Linked DNA regions of Homo sapiens: region 2 is linked to region 1. The links are chromatin contacts, found by Hi-C or POLR2A ChIA-PET in ENCODE. All regions are on one chromosome and are shown on one strand. Each heading gives the region's core, a stretch centred on a gene start or an enhancer-like site at or near the end of the contact. The rest is flanking DNA. Distances are from core to core; before and after follow the strand shown.

What was found. A loop is a pair of places that touch in the nucleus more often than their neighbours do. ChIA-PET counts read pairs that join two places held with the same protein, here RNA polymerase II (POLR2A). Pooled maps may share reads with other maps.
Region 2: a pooled map shows a loop between it and region 1 (5-fold over the local background). The contact joins two enhancer-like sites. A Hi-C loop is called at or near these places in 2 of 37 single-sample maps with no recorded cell type and 3 of 50 pooled maps. POLR2A ChIA-PET finds 5 or more read pairs at or near these places in 1 of 52 experiments (H1).

What each region holds. Positions count from the first base shown.
Region 1 is chr15:59,531,556-59,534,257 of GRCh38, forward strand. No RefSeq gene overlaps it. Among named protein-coding and RNA genes, the nearest start is that of GCNT3, 79 kb to the right of the region's middle. Within about 2 kb of position 1,361, at least 3 of the 41 ENCODE cell types and tissues checked have a DNase peak (open chromatin) inside an H3K27ac peak, as active enhancers do.
Region 2 is chr15:59,723,361-59,726,060 of GRCh38, forward strand. No RefSeq gene overlaps it. Among named protein-coding and RNA genes, the nearest start is that of BNIP2, 35 kb to the left of the region's middle. Within about 2 kb of position 1,396, at least 3 of the 41 ENCODE cell types and tissues checked have a DNase peak (open chromatin) inside an H3K27ac peak, as active enhancers do.

The DNA of each region.
Region 1 (2,702 bases), core at 111-2,610:
GGTAGCAGGAGTATTCCTTCTGCATCATGGAAGTGAGTTTGTCATCTGACTTAGGCTTAGAGTTAGTGACTCTGACACAGTTCTAGGAGCCAAAGGAACTTAGAAAATTCTTTCATGACAAAGCCTGGCTTTTAAGACTATCGTCTTTCTGTGCTTTCCAGGTATCTATTCTGAATTTCAAAACTGAATATGGACTGCGTCCTCTTTGAGTTCCTGTTGTAACAGTCCTAGTTCCCTCTTGGGCAAATGGATGCCTCTGCAGAAGACGGGGCAAGTCAGGGGGAGGACAAGGAAATGCAAGGGACACCAGCAAATTAGTAAATTTCAAAACTATTGTTTCCATTAACTACACATGGGTGTCTTCTCCCTAAACTGTGATCTACTTGAAGGCAGGATTACATTTTCCCCAATATTTAAAAAAATATCTATGAGAAGTCAGGTGCTAATCGTGAAAGCACTTGCAGGTTAACTAAGGTCTCAGGTGTCCTTATGTTGTCTCATATTATGACAGCTCTTTATAGTGCGTCCCACACCCATTAGATCACTTAACGATAGTTCCAGATGGGTTAAAGTCTCTGATTAATGAGAAATAGAGGCCGGGTGTGGTGGCTTATGCCTGTAATCCCAGCACTTTGGAAGGGCAGATCAGTTGAGTTCAGGAGTTCACGACCACCCTGGCCAACATGGTGAAACCCCGTCTCTACTAAAAATACAAAAATTAGCTGGGTGTGGCAGAGGGCGCTGGTAATCCCAGCTACTTGGCAGGCTGAGGCAGGAAAATTGTTTGAACCTGGGAGGTGGAGGTTGCCGTGAGCCAGGATCGTGCCACTGCACTCCAGCCTGGGTGACAGAGTGAGACCCTATTTCAAAAAAAAGGAGAAATAGAATAAATTGATAAATCGATTAATGCGCTGTTATTAACTGATCTTTGTAAAACGTCTATGTTTGGGGGTAAAACACTAAAAAAAAGGCAGGGGGACAGGGTGTAGTGGCTCACGCCTGTAATCCCAGCACTTTGGGAGGGTGAGGTGGGAGGAGGATTGCTTGAGGGAGGAGACCAGCCTGGGAAACATAGTGAGACCCTGTCTCTAAAAAAAGAAAGAAAGAAAAAAATCTCTGAGAAAGAAAAAGAAACAAAAGAAAGGTAAAAATATGGGGGACCACTGAATTAATCATTTATTGAGAATGTCTCCACGCAAAGTGCTCTCATGCACATTTTTTCTTCCACATGTCGTTTCTGGGCAACGTGAAAGATAAATTTTGTTACAGACCTCTTTTAAACAGGTGTTTTGAAAGCTAGAGGGTCTAGATATGCCTGACTTCATAAAATTCAGGAAGCAGAAATCATTTCAGTTTCACCTCATTTCAGCTTTTTCTAAAACTAATGCAGAACTGTAGTCTATCCCTAGGTGGCGCATTAAGCTAAATTTTTGAGAACCTGCTGCCCCGCACCGACCCCTGCCAACCTCCCATGTCTTAAATAATGATGACCTGATACATGTACGGGACTTTGTAATTGATAAACCACTTTACCTCCCTTATAATAACCCTGTGTTACCATTACTATTCTCATCCTCCGATGAAGAAACTGAAGTTATGAATTTTAATTGAATATGTGAATAAGCGTAAATATTTTGCTTAATATTTATGTGTCAGACACTTTCCTACCCACTGGGTAGGAAATTACTATTTCTTAGCAGCCATCTTAGACCTTAGGGAAACAAAAAGAAATTAAAGAAAAAAGAGAAATTACAGCTTCCATTTTACAAATAGAAAAATGAAATATCAAGAAAGTTTGGTCAAGGTCACATAGCCAGTGAAGCAAGGCTGAATACCCAGCTCCTTTGGCTCCAGGTCTGGTGAGTTTCCTAGCACAGCCTTACTCTAGTCCTAAAATTTCTGGGAAGGAAGTCCTGTGTCAAACCTTTGCTTTCTTTGCATACTCTCTTAGGTCTGCATTTCATTGACCTTTAGAGCTGCAAAGAAGAAAGACAGACAGTAAGAAGGGAATGGGAGTTAACATTATTGCATTCGTGTGTAAAGTCATTCATTTCAGGTCGGGCCCAATGGCTCACATCTGTAATCCCAGAACTTTAGGAGGCAGATGCGGGCGGATCACTTGAGGTCAGGAATTCAAGATAGGCCTGGCCAACATGGTGAAGCCCCATCTCTACTAAAAATACAAAAATTAGCTGGACACGGTGATGTGCACCTGTAATCCCAGCTACTCAGAAGGCTAAGGCAGAAGAATCACTTGAATCCAGGAGGCAGAGGTTGCAGTGAGCTGAGATTGGGCCACTGCACTCCAGCCTGGGCGACAGAGCAAGACTCTGTCTCAAAACAAAAAAACAAACAAAAAAAAGTCTTTCATTTCAACCTGAAAATCCCTCCTCTCTTTCATCATCCCTCCTGCCATGTTTCTAAGGTGTCTCTGTGACACCTTTTTCTAGTAGATCCCCACTGCCCATTGTAATTTTAGGTAGCTTGGCCCTTTGGATCAAGCCTCCTCATTATTTTCAGATTTTCCTCATTGAAAATGCTTGGTTGTGGTAAGCAGTTTCCCTCTTTACAATGTGAGTTCCCCGACTCTGGGCCCTTAATCCCTCTCAGAATATAAACTGTATTCTAATATCTAGAAAGAAACCAATAGTTAATAGGAAATTAATATGTATTGTTGAATAAATATTATTACTGAAAATGTA
Region 2 (2,700 bases), core at 146-2,645, 190 kb after region 1:
TGACCTCAGGTGATACACCTGCTTCGGCCTCCCAAAGTGCTGGGATTACAGGGGTATTTGTTTTTTAAAAATGAGCAAAATTATATTTTCAGGAATTTCAGCCAATAGCAATAAGGGTAGGAAGGTCTGTCATGAATTGCAGTCTTACCGAATATGGTTTTCAGTTGCTAAATAGTGAGCTTTTAAGTACTTTATTCACATTCAGGAGATAATTCTCTTTTTTTAGAATAAAATTTGTCTTTGGTTTTTCTCCCCCCATTCCAAAAGTGATATATATTGGTTACGGAATTTGGAGAAAATAGAGTTAAGCAAAAAGGAAATAAAAGTCATCCATGAGAGCTAACTGTTCCCAATGTGTTATAGTATACCTTCCTATTTTCTTCTATGCAAATGTACTTGTAATTTTTTCTCTAAGATGTGATTTAATTAATACAAAATGTTGTGGTTTCATATACACAGTGCCATAGTCTGAATGTGTCCCCTCAAATTCATGTGTTGGAAACTTAATCCCTGATGCAACAGTGTTGGGAGGTGCCTTCTGGGAGGTGCTGAGGTCATGAGGTTTCTGCCTTTGTGTTAGGCTGTTCTTGCATTGCTAAATGTCTGAGCCTAGCTAATTTATAAAGAGAAGAGGTTTAATTGACTCAAAGTTCTGCATGCTGTACAGAAAGCATGGCACCAGCGTCTGCTTAGCTTCTGGGGAGGCCTCAGGGAGATTTAACTCATGGCAGAAGGCAAAGCGGGAGAAGGCACTTCACATGGCCAGAGCAGAAGCAAGGGAGAGGGGAGGTGCCAGATACTTCTCTCTCTCTCTCTTTATTTATATTTTGAGACGGAGTTTCACTCTTGTCACCCAGGCTGGAGTGCAGTGGTGCCATCTCTGCTCACCGCAACCTCCACCTCCCGCGTTCAAGTGATTCTCCTGCCTCAGCCTCCGAAGTAGCTGGAATTACAGGTATCTGTTACCACACCCAGCTAATTTTTGTATTTTTAGTAGAGACAGGGTTTTGCCATGTTGGCCATGCTGGTCTCAAACTCCTGACCTCAGGTGATCCCCCCGCCTCGGATAAGAAAACTGAGACTTGGAAGGGTTGGGTACTTTGCTCAATATTATACACAGAGTATTTGCTCAATATTATACACAGAGTAAGTAGCAGAGCTGGAATTTGAATTTATGCTAACTGGCTCCAAAGTGCATTCTCTTAAGCACTATGTATACTGCTATACAAAAACACAACCCATTCATATTTTATGTGAACTTGAATATGGTAATTTGAAATCACATAATAAACATGTATAAATTGAATCACTCTTTTTTTGAGACAGAGTCTAGCTGTGTCACCCAGGCTGGAGTGCAGTGGCGCAATCTTGGCTCACTGCGACGTCCGCCTCCCGGGTTCAAGCAATTCTCCTGTTTCAGCCTCCCACGTAGCTGGGATTACAGGCACGTGGCACCATGCCCAGCTAAATATTATATTTTTAGTAGAGATGGGGTTTCACCATGTTCGCCAGGCTGGTCTCAAACTCCTGACCTCAGGTGATCCACTTGCTTCGGCTTCCCAAAGTGCTGGGATTACAGGCATGAGCCACCATGCCCAGCCTTGAATCACTCTTTATGCACAAAATTTAAAATGATACAAATGTTTCCAAATGAAAAAAAGTAAAAAATCTCCTAATTTTGAAGTCACCTGGTTGAGTGAATTGTAAACTGTGTGACGCTAATGCCACATGGTGGCGCCACTTCAACGAGGAAATAAATACCAACTACCCTTTATCAGCTCTATGGGAAAACCACAGTCTTTAACTACGCTTGAGAATAACCTTTAAATACAATGTAAGCCCTAAGAAGTTGGCTTCTTACTTACTGTAGCCTGGATCAGACTGTCTGGGTTCACTTCAGATGAAAGATGTTAGCTTCTTATGTTATCCTCACGGTGACTTTGAGTGACATATTAATTTCAAAGTTTACTTTCAAAAAGGCAAGGATTTGGGAGACAAAATGGCTAGGACATTTGGTAATTGAGCAGTAACTGAATACTTTTTACTTCTACCACCACATCTCAACCAGACCTTGCCTGTGAAATACACAGATAAAAATCGTACCACACCTGGTGCCCCCTTTTTGGGGAATGATGCAAATTGTTTCAAATTGGACAGTGGACTCTCCAGGTACTTTTTGTTGCTGTAAGACCCACATTGTTTATTTTATTAATATCTTATCTCAATGTAAATGTACTATATGCATTTTATTACCAGTTAAAGAAGATTGTAATCAATTTTCACGTGATGTATGTGTGTGTATACGTACATTTAATACATCCTTTAAAATATTAGGAATATTGTGGAATGTTATTAAACCAGGGTGGGATATTACTAAAAAAATAAAACTAGCAGACCCTTAGTGAATGTTTTTCCACTTGGAAAGTTTATGGCTATAAAGCTAAGAGTACTACTTGCTAGAGCATGAGAATAACTAAAAAGACTTACCCAAAGCATCGTTTCATCAAGAAATGAAATCTGGACAGTCTTTCTATTGCAAAGGGATCAAAACATATTGAAGTCATAATTTACTGAACTAATAATCATTTTACTATAAGTTCAAGGCAAAAGTGAATTCCTCATAAGAAAATAAGTTTATCTCATATCATTTAAGAACTGTCAGTTTATTCACAGGCCAGTGTTAATATACATGCCAATATA